Regions from separate parts of the Homo sapiens genome. Here region 1 is linked to region 2. A link is an interaction called in ENCODE POLR2A ChIA-PET data of the cell type or tissue named here. Cell type or tissue: PC-9. All regions are shown on one strand. Each heading gives the region's core, and the rest is flanking DNA. Links, peaks and the distances in the headings are about the cores only.

Region 1 (8,344 bases), core at 227-8,226, 500 kb after region 2:
ATATGGAACCAAAAAAGAGCCCACATTGCCAAGTCAATCCTAAGCCAAAAGAACAAAGCTGGAGGCATCACACTACCTGACTTCAAACTATACTACAAGGCTACAGTAACCAAAACAGCATGGTACTGGTACCAACACAGAGATGTAGATCAATGGAACAGAACAGAGCCCTCAGAAATAACGCCGCATGTCTACAGCTATCTGATCTTTGACAAACCTGAGAAAAACAAGCATTGGGGAAAGGATTCCCTATTTAATAAATGGTGCTGGGAAAACTGGCTAGCCATATGTAGAAAGCTGAAACTGGATCCCTTCCTTACACCTTATACAAAAATCAATTCAAGATGGATTAAAGACTTAAACGTTAGACCTAAAACCATAAAAACCCTAGAAGAAAACCTAGGCATTACCATTCAGGACATAGGCATGGGCAAGGACTTCATGTCTAAAACACCAAAAGCAATGGCAACAAAAGCCAGAATTGACAAATGGGATCGAATTAAAATAAAGAGCTTCTGCACAGCAAAAGAAACTACCATCAGAGTGAACAGGCAACCTACAAAATGGGAGAAAATTTTCGCAACCTACTCATCTGACAGAGGGCTAATATGCAGAATCTACAACGAACTCAAACAAATTTACAAGAAAAAAACAACCCCATCAAAAAGTGGGTGAAGGACATTAACAGACACTGCTCAAAAGAAGACATTTATGCAGCCAAAAAACACATGAAAAAATGCTCGCCATCACTGGCCATCAGAGAAATGCAAATCAAAACCACAATGACATACCATCTCACACCAGTTAGAATGGCAATCATTAAAAAGTCAGGAAACAACAGGTGCTGGAGAGGATGTGGAGAAATAGGAACACTTTTACACTGTTGGTGGGACTGTAAACTAGTTCAACCATTGTGGAAGTCAGTGTGGCGATTCCTCAGGGATCTAGAACTAGAAATACCATTTGACCCAGCCATCCCATTACTGGGTATATACCCAAAGGACTATAAATCATGCTGCTATAAAGACACATGCACACGTATATTTATTGCGGCATTATTCGCAATAGCAAAGACTTGGAACCAACCCAAATGTCCAATAATGATAGACTGGATTAAGAAAATGTGGCACATATACACCATGGAATACTATGTAGCCATAAAAAATGATGAGTTCATGTCCTTTGTAGGGACATGGATGAAATTGGAAATCATCATTCTCAGTAAACTATCGCAAGCACAAAAAACCAAACACCGCATATTCTCCCTCATAGGTGGGAATTGAACAATGAGAACACATGGACACAGGAAGGGGAACATCACACTCTGGGGACTGTTGTGGGGTGGGGGGAGGGGGAGGTATAGCATTGGGAGATATACGTAATGCTAGATGACGAGTTAGTGAGTGCAGCCCACCAGCATGGCACATGTATACATATGTAGCTAACTTGCACATTGTGCACATGTACCCTAAAACTTAAGGTATAATAATAATAATAAAAAGAGATTTTAAAAATTACCATAATAATTGACCTATTATCCTCTATGAGTCTCATCATCTGATAAAGATTTATTCTCAATTATATAAAAATCATCAGTTATTGTTAAATCAGAAACTCAGTATATGTAGACTCCTCCAGTCTCTTGGATTTACATATATAGTTTTAATTGTACAATATTATTGTAAAAGTTAATAGCCTTTCAGTGTATCTGATTTAAAATTACCACAGAGCATTGTGGGATTAAAGGAGTACTGTGTCAAGGGGGAAAAAAAAAAGTTTTCTCATCTTTTCTGTTGACACTGTGGCTGGCAGTATCTACTTTAAAATGGAAGTGAGAAAACATCCTGGAAGGGGGCACCCGGATTTGAACCGGGGACCTCTTGATCTGCAGTCAAATGCTCTACCACCTGAGCTATACCCCCTTTACCTGTTAAAAGCTCCCTCCTTGTCCACTTACGGTGACTCAATACATTCAAGTTCCACCCACAGGAGTTCTGGCAAGCTTTGTGTTCTAAAGCCCCACCTTCTTAATTGTCCATCATCTGCTTTGGCTTGTCCCTTGACCACTAATAAACTGAAAGGGAACACTTGAAAAATGACATCCTGGGCTGGGCACGATGGCTCACGCTTGTGATCCCAGCGCTTTGGGAGGCTAAGGTGAGGTCAGGAGTTTGAGATCGGCCTGACTGACATGGTGAAACCCCGTCTCCGCTAAAAATACAAAAAAAATTAGCTGGGCGTGGTGGTGGGCACCTGTAATCCCAGCTACTAGGGAGGCTGAGGCAGGAGAAAAAAAAAAAGTAGTCAATCTTTGAAACTACTCACTCTATGAAATGCTTTTTGCTTAAATTTGACTTGTTTAATGCAGTTCATGAGTTTGTGCTTCAAAACCATTGAACTTAAAAGTAATTTCTAGAAAACAACCCCATTTGTAGGTGGGAGACTGTGCCTGTCATAACCACACCGTTAAATCACCTGGTAATTGCTAAATTCCATGGATATTTTAGGTACCTGTTTTATTATCTTTGATGATAATAGACTGTTTCTGTCTTAGAACAACTTCTTCTTCACCCTGTTCTTCCTCTTCCTCCTCCTCTTTTCTTCTTTTCCTCTTCCTTTTTTTTTTTTTTGAGACAGAGCCTTGCTCTGTCGCCCAGGTTGGAGTGCAGTGGCACAATCTCAGCTCACTGCATGCAACCTCCGCTTTCCGGATTCAAGCAGTTCTCATACCTCACCCTCCCGAGTAGCTGAGACTACAGGAGTGCGCCACCATGCCTGGCTAATTTTTTTGTATTTTTGGTAGAGACAGGTTTTCAGCATGTTGGTCAGGCTGGTCTCAAACTCTGACCTCAAATGATCTGTCTGCCTTGGCCTCCCAAAATGTCTTAAGTGTCTTCTTTTTTTTCTTTTTTTTAAGAGACAGGGTCTCACTCTCTTTCCCAGGCTGGAGTGCAGTGGCAACGATCATAGCTCACTGCATCCTCGAACTCCTGGCCCCAAGGGATCCTCCCACTTTGGCCTCCCAAAGCACTGAGATTGCAGGCGTGAGACACCTCACCTGGCTTGTCTGAGAACATCTTTTAAAAAAATCCCTTCTCTTGGGTTTTCTGTTACCCATATGTCTACTCAATTTGGTTGTCTCAGCTTTGTTGTTGTAATGCAAAAGCAGCCATAGACAATACATGCATGAATGAGTGTAGTGCATTCCAATAAAATTTTGTTTTAAAAATAGGTAGTGGGACATAGTTTGTTTACCTGTAATCTTCCTAGCTTAGTTCATCCTTACTGTTCTTCTGAAGCAACTCTTCTTCCTTCCCTGTTAAATTTGTGTTTGTAGATGGTCTTTAGCTACCTTTCATTTCATACTTCTTCAGTAGCCTCATTCACATTCATTATTTTAACCATCTCTGGTGTTGGCATCAGATTTGAGGAAGGTTTTGGCTTTGTCACTTACTGGCTGTTTGACTGTGGGCAAGTCACTTAATGTGTCTGAGTCCTGTAAAGTCAGGCTAATAATATCTGCTTGCAGTTGTTGTAAGCATAAGATTATATATAAAGAGTTTAGCATTAAGATTGGCAAGTAATACATGGATGACAAATGGTAATGTCAAGTAATACATGTATGACAAATGGTAACTCCTTGTTTCTGTTATTGTCTTTACAAATGTTTACCCTCATATCTGCATCGTGATCCCAGAAGTTTCTTTAGAGTTCTAGTTTTTACTATATATCTCTACTGGGCATTTTTATTTAACTCTTCTATAGTGTCAGTTAAGAAGCATTCAGCTTCACGTAATAGAGTCATTTTATACAACAAATTTGGAAACGGCATTCTAGAGCTCAGTGATGAAGTTAGGGCATTTTCGTACATCTCTTGGTCTTTCCCCTTATGGTTTCAAGATATTACGGTAGCTTCCAGCAGCCTGTCCTCCCACATCTGTATACAAAACAATTTTATAAAGTAGTCACAAGACAGGGCTTCTCTTTGTGTATTTTTTCCTTTTTATTATAAAAATTATTGTTTTTAACAAAGTTAATTAGGAAATAGAATCTGTAGGGATTGAACATGTTAAGGTGGGAGAAAGTGTAGGATGATTGTCAAATTTTTGGCTTAAATGTCTAAATTCTAGATGGATGGTAGTGCCACTAATGTAAGAAAAGAGGTATGTAAAAGAAGATTAAAAAGTAGATAAATTTCATTTTAGACTTGTTGAATAGAGGTACCTGGGGCAGATGGACTGCCTATGCAACTGCCACTCCTCCTCCTATAGAAGCTTTATTGAGGTATAATTCATATGCCATAAGATTCATTTGCTAAAGTCTACACTTGAGTGTTCTTTTAGTGTATTTACAGAGTTGTGCAACCATAACCACAATTGAATTTTAGAATATTTTCATCATCCCAAAAAGAAAACCCTGTACCCATTAGCAGTCATTTCCTCCTCCTCCATGTGCTAGCAACTGTTATCTATTTTCTGTATCTGAATTTGCCTATTCTAGTGAATTATTCTGTTGATCATGTTTTCCCCTTCTTCCTTTTTGAGTTCTTTTGTAGAAAGGACTGTAGGTCATGCCCAATTACTAGTTTGCTAACCATGACTCGTCCCATTCTTTCTGTCAGTCTAGTATCTGAAATAATTAATTTATAGCAGATAGTAGCTTTGCTGATATTTGGGTGAATTAGTAAATCATTCATAACAGTGAGTTTTGTTAGTGTTTGGGTAACCAGGATTAATAACCACTGGTCAAGAGTATTTATTCAGAGTTCCTTCATATGACTTTAGAAGGGTCTCTGCTTCGTTCCCCTCTTACTTTTCACGTTACTACTTGCAATTCTCTAGCTCATATTTGATGTTCCAGCAACATTGAACCCACTTACAGTTCTTAAATGCTCTGTTTTTCCCCACTTCTTTGTCTTTGCTCATTAGATCTTCTCTAATGAGCAGAATCCTCCCCCAGGGGTTTCCAGTTGCCCAATTCCTGTTTATCTCTTTAGGCTTAGTCAGCAAATCAGAAATTTTAGCTTTTTACCCCTGGGGAACCCTCTTTACAGAGCCCTCTATTGTTCTTACCATATTATGTTATGTAAGAGTGTCTATATATTTGATTTCTCTAGACCAGAGATCTCTGAACTTTTTATTGCTCACCTGTAAAAAATGTTTGAGCATATGACTGCACAGTTTGTAAATTATGTACATGTATTAGTGTAGTGACATATTAAATATCAGCAAAACTTTGAAGGCCAAGGAGGATGACTCACACCTGTAATCCCAGTACTTTGGGAGGCCAAGGCAGGCGGATCACTTGAGGCCAGGAGTTTGAGACCAGCTTGGGCAACATAGTGAAACCCTGTCTCTTTAAAAAGTATATGTAAATATTATTAGTCAGGCATGATGGTGTGTGCCTGTAGTCCCAACTACTTGGTAGGCTGAGGCAGGAGGATCTTGCCCAGGAGTTTGAGGCTACAGTGAGCTATGGTTGCACCCTAGAGTGAGTGAAGTGCTAATGCTTTCATCTTGTCCCTAACTTTATAATCAGTGGCAACTATGGGTTTCTTGATGGTAGGAACTCAATACATGTTGATCTGAACTCTTTTCTCAGTGTCTTGCCTGTTCTTTTTCCACCCCTCACTGGGTGTTAGGTCTTCCTTTTCTTTGTGTATCTTTATCATAGCACTTACCATGCAGTATATTACAATTATTGGTATATACTTGTCTCCTTTCAATAGAGTATAAGTCTCCTGCTCATGGGTCCTCTTTTATTTATGATGCTCCTAGTAGTTTGCATGGTGCTTAGCACATAATAGACAATTTGTAGAATGAATAAATTGATTCAAGTGGCATTAATTGATACTAATCTGAGAATAATTAAGACAGTGATTCTTTTATAGTATTGAAAGATAGTATGGCCACTTACTTTAAAACTGCTTATAGTTTTAAGCAGTGCATCTCAAATTGTTTGCGATGATGGACCAGTTTTAGTTTCCAATCCATTGTGTACTGATGCTTTTGTAAACAATAAAAATTAAATACTAGAAACATGACATAAAAGAGACATAGAAAATATAGGCCCTAATTTTTAATTATTAGATTCAAAAGAAATACAATTATTCCCAACTTCTGTACTTATCTCATTGTAGATTATTACCAAAGAGTCTATGGACCCTTGCTGGACCCAGGTTGACCATACTTTGAGACTCAGGGTATAAAGCACTTTATATCATTTATTTCTCGTAACTGTATGGGGTAGGTACTGTTTGCACCATTTATAGGAAATGAGGGGACAGAGAAGTTAGGCAAATTGTCCAAGGTCACATAGGTACTACATAAAAGCCAGGATTCAGGTTGGGCATGGTGGCTCATCCCAGCACTTTGGGAGGCTGAGGCAGGTGGATCACCTGAGGTCAGGGGTCGAGACCAGCCTGGCCAATGTGGTGAAACCCTATCTCTACTAAAAATACAAAAATCAGCTGGGTGTGGTGGCATGCACCTGTAATCCCAGCTATTTAGGAGGCTGAGGCTGGAGAATCGCCTGAACCCCGGAGGCAGAGGTTTCAGTGGGCTGAGATCGCCCCACTGCACTCCAGCCTGGGCGACACAGTGAGACTCCATCTCAATAAACCAACCAACCAACCAACCAACCAACCAACCAACCAACAAACCAGCCAACCAGGATTCAAACAAAGGTAGTCCATTCTGGCTCCAAAGTCCATATGCTAGTCTCTTTCTGATTTTGAAAAGATGAAATAAGGTAGCATTCTACTATAAGAATGTTAAGAACAGACATGGATGAAGGCAAAAAACAGTTACAAGTCAGAATATAATTCATTTGTCTAGAAAAGAGAAGGGTAAGGAGTCACATAATGATTTGCATGTAAAAGTGGAGTTATGGAGATGGTGACAAACTGTTCTTTTATTCCTTGAGTCAGCATCTGCTTACATTTTACCTTAGTATTAAAGTCCTCAATTTGTGAAAAAAAAGCGATGGTATTTCTTTGAAATGTTTCTTTTTGCCCTGACTCAGTTTCACATACTGAGTGTAATTGTTCCTGAGGGGGATTGGTTCCCAGACCCATGAATACCAAAATCCAAAGATGCTCTCAGTCCCTCATATAAAATAGCATAACATTTGCCTATAACCTACCCACATCCTCCCCATACTTTAAATCATCTCTAGATTATTTAGAATGCCTAATACAGTGTAAATGCTATGTAAATACTTGTTAGGCTCTATTGGTTTTTTAATTTGTATTACTTTTTATAGCTCCATTGTTATTTACTTACTTGAATATTTTTGACCCGTCGTTGAATCTGTGGTTGTGGAACCCTGGAATACAGAGGGCCAATTGTACTTTGTTTCTTCTATTCTTCCTCTTAACTATTTTCTTATTTGATAGTAACATCAACCAAATTGTTGTGATTCCATTCATATGAAAATACAGAAATAACCTTTCTTTCTCCAGGTATCAGTATTTTAAGAACAAATTGTAAGTAATGATTACATATTATGATGCTAATGGAGTAGAGATCATATTGCTGTCTTAATTGTTTTATATCATAAAATTCATGATTGAATGAAATTGAAAACTTAGACTATTTCAATTGTAACAATAGTTGAAATTTTTAATAAACTTTAAAAAATCTTCTTCCTATAGAAATCTGGTTAAGAAGTACTGCCCCAAACGTTCATCCAAAGATGAAGAGCCACGGTAAATTACATACCTGTTCATTAATGCATATTAAAAAATTTAAAAATACTTATATTTTTATTATTTAGTAAGATATATTCTTAGCTTTTTATAAAGATTTTATAAAGTTTAATTTAAAAATTAATGTTTATGAAAGAAGGAACTACTGTTTATCTTTTATGAGGATAAATACTGTAGTGGGCTTGATCAACAGTTTTCTAGAATAGTCAGATACAGATTTTCAATTAAAATGTAGACTAGGACTCCACTTGAATGATTTAGTCTGCAGAAGAAAAGGATATTTTTCATACTTGGTTGTGTAGTTGTTGGCTTCGTAGATTCTTGCTTTTACTCTTATAGATAGTAAAACAATTTGACTGATTGGTATAAAGGGATGTTGAAAAGCACTGAGAGTTTTTGCATTAGAAATAAATTAAAAGGTTAGAAATCACTTATGAGTTTTTTTGTGGTCTTAAAGAGGAATATGTGGATGACTGTTTAGATGGAGAAACAAGAGGAGACTCGACTTAAACAAACAACTCTGTATATAATTGTCAGTTGTTAGGATTCTCAGGTTTAGTGTTAATGGAGTCCTATCTGAGCTGTTAATCTTCATCTGTAAGAGAGTGTTCCGCAGTATGTTCAAAGTAGATATAT
Region 2 (8,344 bases), core at 62-8,061:
TGTAGGGGGTGCTCAGTGCTCTCTTACACACTCATCATCATCCTGGGGATCTGAGATCCTGTCCATTGGTGACTCATCCTTGAACTTGGTTTATTGTAACTATTTTAAAACGTTAGTCTATAGAAAATATTCACATGAGTACACAAAGACACATGTATAAGGATGTTCATGGTATCATTTTAATTACAGTTTCCAATCAGAAACAACCTAGATAATTGCTAATAGGAGAAATATTGTTCTTCTGGTCAACAAACCAAACTTCTCATGGAGGATTTGTATTACAGAGCATGCTCAGAGAGAAGCCCCCTCCTAAATTAACTGATGCGTGTGGGTGGGGGTTGGGATTTGGTAGTAGTGGGGAACCCCATATGGAGGCTGATGAAATACAAGCTGGTTTGCTACTCTGATATTTTGCTTATTTTTTCCTTCGCCTGGAGTACGCTCCCCTTCTACCTGCTCCCATTCCAAAATCTGACATTAGCACAACTTTCAACCTTATGTTGCTCAAATGCCACTCTTGATATACTTTTCTCTTCCCCATTCAGCTAAGGGCTTGGTGTCATTCATTTTTGAATCTCTGTCATTTAGCAGACTTCCTGGCATATAGCAGAAGTGCAAGAAATATTTTTTAAACAAAATAATGAACAACTGAACCTACCTCTTCTAACCATATTAAGTATTTCATTCTCTGTGAACCCACAGCACTTTATTTATGTCTCTCTTTTGGCATTATGACTTTCTACCTTGTATTGTGATTTCTTTGTGTAAATCTTTGCCTCTCTACTGGAATGAAAGCCTTTTGTGGGCAGAAACCACATAAAACCAAGCATAGTGTTTTGTGTATAATAAGTATGCAATTAACTAACTTAATTCAGTTTGGCAAAAAAAACTTTTTTGAAAAGAAATTTATAAGGATCTCATAAATATGAGAAGTAAATGTATGTATGCTAATACAGATGCAGGAATATAAAAAGTACTTTATTTCCATAATGCTGTCATCCTCGAGCCACCAGGGATATTCTGAGGTTTAAGCTTACTGATTTATGCACATAGGGCCTAGCAGCCTCAGCAGCTCAATCAACTTGCTCTTCTTCTCTCTTTCCCTCAGGCCTCCCCTCCAGCTAATGATAATTTTGTCTTTCACACTGTAAGGAAAACTGGTGCCTGGAAAAGTCAGAGGGTTCAAACGGCAAGTCAGCTGCAGAATCAAGAATAGATCTGCCCTCTCAGCCTCTCTGGCATGGACCTTCTCTGACACAAACCCTGGCTTTGGGAATGTGGAGACTGATGATTCCCACATTTAGGACTCACATCAAAAGAGAAGCTGCTTGTCAGTTCTACTCCCTTCCCCACATTTGGTATGCAAAGGAGCTTCTCTGAGACCTTAGGACCCCAATGTATACCTGTTTTATATTTCAGACTCTTCTTAATGGTTTGTGAGCATGTCACAGTCTCTGTTAGTCTGGGATAGGGCATAATTATCTTTGTATTGTGGGAAGAACTGTGCTATAAGCTACTTAATATTCAGAGAGCAATTTGCAGGTACTCAGTTTAGTCACAAAGTCTGCTTAATGACGCTGAACATGAAAGTCTGGATTGTCTATTTCCAAGCTGTTATCCAGGCTGGCTAAATGACCCATCTTCCCTCTGGCCTGAACTCCAAGAGTAGCTGGAGTTTGGGGCCTGAAGTGAACACCTATAATCAGCTAGACCAGGGTTTCTTTTCCTGAACACTATCGACATTTTAGACCAGATAATTCTTTGCTTTGGGGGCTGTCCTGGGCATGGTAAAATTTTTAGCAGCATCTCTGGCCTCTATACACTAGAGGCCCATAGCACCACTCCTCCCCAACCAGTTGTGACAACCAAAAATGTCTCCAGATATTGCCAGTGTCCCCTGAAGAGTAAAATCGACCCCAGCTGAGAGCTGCTGACTGTGGACTTTGAGCTACTTGCCTGCTATCCTCCAGACTAGAGACTGATGTTTCCAAATTTCTCTTGCCTCCAGATTCCCCAGACTGAGTGGTGTCTTCTTTCTTTGAGCCTTAGCTTTGACTGTTTCTTCCTTTTTTGCCTGATAGTCGGTGGTCTCCTGGTTGCTTGAGTCACTTGGTCTCATTTCCCTCTGGCCTTGGATGACCTCACTGCTGTCCTGTTTCAACTCATAAACTTCTGGACTAACAAAAATAATGTACTTCCTGAAAGCCCAAATTTGCAACATTTATTCAATAAACATTTATTACTATATATTTTGCTCTAGTGACATGCTAGGATATGCTTGAGACTGTGGGGTTTATTGGCTAGAATTATGTTTCAATGCAAGTGACAGTGGCTTGAACAAGATAGTTTATCGCGCGTAGAAGTCCAAAGGGAGACAGGCCAGAACTGGTGTGGTGATCTTGTTCCATGGAGTTGATCTGCTGGGCTTGAATTCTCTTCTAAGATCACTCCATGGTCCAAGATAGCTGTTCACCCCCAGCCATCAGCTCCACCACCAAGCCAGAAGGAAGAAGGAAGGAATGGTGAAAAAAGCGAAATTAAGAAAGGTCCTTAAAGACTGCTATATAACACTTAAGCTTGCATCTATTTGCCTGAACTTAGTTACCAGGCCACACCTGTCTGTAAGGCAGGCTGAGAAAATGTGGTTTTGTTTCTGTTTTTGTTCTGAAACGGAGTTTCACTCTTGTCGCCCAGTCTGGAGTGCAACAGCACAACCTTGGCTCACTGCAACCTCTGCCTCCCGGGTTCAAGTGATTCTCCTGCCTCAGCCTCCCAAGTAGCTGGGATTACAGGCATGCGTCATCACACCCAGCTAATTTTTGTATTTTTAGTATAGACAGGGTTTCACCATGTTGGTCAGGCTGGTCTTGAACTCCTGACCTCAAGTGATTTGCCTGCCTCGGCCTCCGAAAGTGCTGGGATTACAAGTGTGAGCCACTGCACCCGGCCGGAAACATGGTTTTTACTCTGAGTGGCCATGTGACCCATTTAAAAACTGAGGGATCTAGTACAATGAATATTAGAGGACAATTGGAAGCCTCTGCTGCACGGAGGATACAAGGACACTTGGAACACACACCTACCCTCATGATGCTTTGGTACAGTAGCAGAATTAGTTGCACAGTATACACAACTACCTCTAGTTAAACTTGACTAAAATAACTTTTTTTCTAAAGGGGAAGGTGTAATTACAATAATGATAAAATGATAATGACTGTAAACTAAATATTAACCACATTAGGAAGAGGATACATGTTTATATTTGCACAGTTGTGACTGTCTACAGTTCTTCAGATCCTAAAATTTTATTCTACAACAAATTTGAGTTTAATTTTTGGAAGAGTTTGCCTCTCAGGAAATGCATACAGGAAACTCAATTACAAGTTTTTGAAATGTTGGAAATAATAATTATGAGTCACTTTTTATTATCTAGCAGTGGGTGTCAAATTAACTGCTGCTTTATTTTTAGCTATGTGATGTGTCACTCAGTATACATTCTCTAGAGGTTTGCATTAGTTGAAATATGAGAAAGATCTGCAGAGTCAATAGGGTTGCCAAGTCTTCATCAAAGATTATCCCAAACTGGTATTTTGGTTTTGGTACAAATTGACGTGTCATCTTACAGTGCCAAAAGTCATGACGACCAAACAGAGTGGAACTAAGGCAGCTTTTTTTCCAGTTTCCCCATGCTTATAAATCTTCCTCCTGGAGAATTTTATTTCTTAACAGTGCTATTCTAATGACCTCCATGAAGTGCTGATCCAATCCCAAGGCTCAGTTTTGAACTCTTTGAGTAGGAAGTAGGCGGTCTAAATGCAGATTAACAGAATTGCTTTGACTTTCTTTAGGAAACTTACATGGGGCAGAGTGAAGAGAAAGTTGACCTCATTTTATTACTTTCATAAAGGAAAAGCTTGGTGCTCTCCCATTCTATTCTGAATTCCTATCATCACTCATTCTTGGAATTGTTTAGGTAAACAAAGAGTCATAGAGGTACAGGGAAAAAATGCAGTGTGCTGGATGGAGACCTGATCCCTGATTAAGACAGAGGAGGTTGCTGGGGAATGCAGCAAGTGATAATGCCACAGATTTTCTAAAGCTTTGGGACCTCTAGAAGAGGAGCTGGAGTGAGGAACGGGTGAAAGCGGCTGCTGCAGCCAGAGTCAAAGGGCATGTGAGACAGCATCTCTTTCATCATCCTCACACACGTGAACAGCAACTCCATTCGGAGTGTCAGCTTCCAGCAGGAGGTATTATAGAGTGCTTCTGCAGCTTTGCATGTATGTGTGTTACAAATGCACATGTGTAACATGAAGAATTGTGAGGAAAATGTGTGTGAAGTGCCCAGCACCGCGTCTGACACATGGTAGTAGGTGCTCTGTGTGTGAGAGTTACTGTTATCATCAGAGTGAAAGGGCACCACAAAGCCCCTTCCTCCTGGCCTGCAAATCCAACTCTGGGGTCATATATGTGGATGAGGGAAAATACACTGTTATCTGGGACCTGACGCAGTCTCTCTCACCTTCTAGCCATATTTGTCTGCAGGTTCCTCTTCCCCACTCACCTTCTTCCTCCTTTCCCACCTCATCCCCAAATACCTACTTTTTCTTCAAGGCCCAAGACAAATCCCAGCTTTTCTCTATACCTATACCTCATCACATTCTCATGTAGATACCCATTGTCTTCTATGGGTGCCCACAGCACTTTGAATGTAATGTAATATGCCTCTTATCATTCTATCCTTTAGTTATGTGCCACCAATGCCAGTGACTGAGCTTCTCCAGGATGAGGATGTTTTCTTCTTTAGCTTTACCTTTTCAATTATTAAAATATTGCTTGACTAGATAAATTGTACATTCATCCAATGGGATATTATGCAGAGATAAAAAGAAATGAGCTGTAGGCTGGGCGCAGTGGCTCACACCTGTAATCCCAGCACTTTGGGAGGCCAAGGAGGGCGGATCACCTGATGTCAGGAGTTTGAGACTAGCCTGGCCAACATGGTGAAACCCCGTCTCTATTAGAAAATACAAAAATTAGCCAGGCATGGTGGTGGGCGCCTGTAATCCCAGCTACTCAGGAGGCTGAGGCAGGAGAATCACTTGAACCCCAGGAGGTGGAGGTTGCAGTGAGCCAAGATCACACTACTGCACTCCAGCCTGGGTGACAGAGTGAGACTCTGTCAAAAAAAAAAAAAAAAAGCTATCAAGCCATGAAATGGCATGGAGGAAACTTAAATGCATATTTCTAAGTGAAAGCACCCAGTCTGAAATGGCTATACATTGCACAATTCCAATTATATGACATTCTGGAAAAGGCAAAACTATAGAGACAATAAATCTCCAGCAATTGCCAGGGGTTGAAAATGGGGGTTCATTATGAAGGTGAAGCACAGGAGATATTTAGGGAGGTGAAACTATTCGGTATGATACTGTAATGGTGGATACATGACATTATGCATTCATCAAAACCCACAGATAGAACACAAAGAGTGAACCATAATGTATGCAGATTAAGTAAAGTCATTTAGGAGGTAGGAGAGTTCCAGGAAGGGAGGCAGACAATGGCAGTAAAATCTAACTGTATTAAAAATGTATGAAACAACCTCACTGAAGGAAGTAGGGGGAACACATACTGACCTAAAGTTACTTTGGAAATGAGTGGAATATGTAAGACTAAAGGCAAAAGAAATCGCACACTAAAAGCACGTAAGAACACTTCTTTAAAAATGCAATAAAAACAAAAATAAATAAACAGGACTTAAACTACAAAGCTTCTGTATAGCAAAATAAATAATCAACAGAGTAAACAGACAACCTTTAGAATGAGAGAAAATGTTTGCAAACTATACATCTGACAAAGGACTAATATCCAAAATCTATAAGGAACCCAAACTAATCAGCAAAAATAAAACAAATAATCCCATTAAAAACTGGGCAAATGATATGAATAGACATTTCTCAAAAAAAGATATACAAATGGCCAAAAAACATGAAAAATACTCAACATCACTAATATCAGGCAAATGCAAATTAAAACCACAATGAGATACCACCTTACCCCAGTCAGAATGGCCATTTGAAAAAGTCAAAAAACAATAGAGGTTGGTGCAGAAGTGGTGAAAAGGGAATGCTTGTACACTGTTGGCGGGAATATAAATTAGTACAACTTCTATGGAAAAAAGTGTGGAGATTTCTCAAAGAACTAAAAGTAAATCTACCATTCGATCCAGTAATCCTACTACTAGGTATCTACCCAAAGGAAAAGAAGTCATTATATAAAAAAAGACATGTGGCTAGGTGCGGTGGCTTACACCTGTAATCCCAGCACTTTGGGAGGCCGAGGCAGGCAGATCACCTGAGGTCAGGAGTTTGAGACTAGCCTGGCCAATATGGTGAAACCCCATCTCCACCAAAAATACAAAATTCAGCTGGGTGTGGTGGTACACGCCTGTGATCCCAGCTACTTGGGAGTCTGAGTGAGGCAGGAGAATCGCTTGAACCCAGGAGGTGGAGGTTGCAGTGAGCTGAGATCACACCACTCTACTCCAGCCCGGGTGACAGAGCAAGATTCTGTTTCAAACAAACAAACAAAAAAAGACACTCGCACTCATATGTTTATTGCAGAACAATTCACAATTACAAAGATATGAAATCAACCTAAGTGCCCATCAACAGATGAGTGGATAAAGAAAATGTGATATACATATACCATGAAATACTACTCAGCCATAAAAAGAACAAGATAATGTATTTTGCAGCAACTTGGATGGAACTGAAGGCCGTTATTCTAAGTGAAGTGACTAAAAAATAGAAAACCAAATACCATATGTTCTCACTTATAAGTGGAAGCTAAGCTATGGATGTGCAAAGGCATATAGACTGGTATAATGGACACTGGAGACTCAGAAGCGAGGGATGGTGGAAGGAGGGTGGGGAGAAAAAATTACCTGTTGGGTACACTACACACAGATATACTAAAAGCCCAGATTTCACCACTGTACAATGTATCTATGTAACCAAAAACCACTTTTACCTCTAAAGCTACTGAAATAAAAACAAATTAAAAAAATAATGCTGCTTTAGTTGATAAAGTTGTTTCATTTGGGGGCATGGGTTAACAATTCTGATACTGCTACACATGTGTACTGGAACTAAATGATTGAGTAAATAGATGGCAGATTGTAGGAACCAGGTTTCTCACTGCTGGAGTGGGAATTTACAGATAAGCAAGGAGAAAAAGCTAGAATGATCCATATATTAATGGATTAAAGTTAGACACATCAGTAAGAACTCATATTTAGTTTAATTTGGATATAGATTGTTTTTTTAAGAGACAGGGTCTTGTTCTATTGCCCAGGCTGGAGCGCAATGGTGTGATCATAGCTCACTGCAGCCTTGAACTCTTGGGCTCAAGCAATGCTCTCACCTTAGCCTGTTGAACAGCTGGGACTACAGGCATGCACCACTACATCCAGGTAAATTATTTTTAATTTTTTAGAGTTGAGTCTCTCTATGTTGCCCAGGCTGGTCTCAAACTCCTGACCTCAAGAGATCTTCCCGCCTCAACCTTCTCAGTAGCTGGAATTCTGGGCATGAGCCACTGCACCCGACCTATATAAAAATATTTATAGATAGATGTATATACACTGGTTAGTATCCACACAATTATTTATTTGATCTGTTAGCAGAGAAGTCCTAAAAGACCTAGCATATTCTCTAGTACACAGACACCTACCATCCAGATCTCGGTTCCTAATACCATTATCTAACAAAAGGAACTAAGGGTTTTTTTGGAGACATGACTGATTCTAGAACTGGGGAAGGAAAGACACAAGATGTACCTGGAGCATGTTGCAGTGCCGAAAAGTAAGGAAGTGCTAGAAAAAAAAAATCATGTTGTTGGATTATGTCAAAGGGGCATAAGAGCCAACTGAAAGAGTTCCCGGTGACCAAAGGGGAAACAATTTGAGCAAAAAAAAATAAAATAAAAGTAATACTGAATTATAACCTAAAGTATAAAACAAGTATGCATGAGTTAACAATGTTATAAATACATAATTGAATAAATTAATAAGTGGGAGGAAGAGACAAATTGTCCATACAGAAGAATTGCAAGTGATTTATGTAGATACTCTGCCACCCTCCAAAAAGGGAGCATACATCCACTTCTTATGTGTGGGCAGCACATGGTGACTTCCCTCCAAAGATTATGGAAAGAGAGGAAAAAGAGTAACTTTACAGTGGAGAAACTTGGCAAAAACCACTTCAGCCAGTGTCATAAATCATGATGACTGTATATCCAGGGATACGATGTGATGAAAATGGCACTTTGCCTCTATGAT

What was found. ChIA-PET counts read pairs that join two places held together with the same protein. Peaks named below come from ENCODE experiments on the same cell type or tissue, not always from the same donor. Only the 100,000 strongest peaks of a DNase experiment are listed, where the experiment ranks them.
Region 1: POLR2A ChIA-PET joins it to region 2 with 6 read pairs; 1 of 35 experiments calls an interaction of 5 or more read pairs at or near these places.

The regions. Positions count from the first base shown.
Region 1 is chr1:93,514,428-93,522,771 of GRCh38, forward strand. FNBP1L (formin binding protein 1 like) reads left to right here. Exons shown (of 17, transcript NM_001164473.3): 3 at 7,655-7,708. It overlaps TRC-GCA7-1 (tRNA-Cys (anticodon GCA) 7-1), which reads right to left and starts at 1,922; the gene lies at 1,850-1,922. In PC-9, for the core only: no CTCF peak of the experiment used is centred there; a DNase peak (open chromatin) is centred at 5,164; H3K27ac peaks cover 1,825 bases.
Region 2 is chr1:93,012,278-93,020,621 of GRCh38, forward strand. No RefSeq gene overlaps it. Among named protein-coding and RNA genes, the nearest start is that of DIPK1A, 55 kb to the left of the region's middle. In PC-9, for the core only: no CTCF peak of the experiment used is centred there; DNase peaks (open chromatin) are centred at 1,594, 3,544 and 3,964; H3K4me3 peaks cover 1,669 bases; H3K27ac peaks cover 4,466 bases.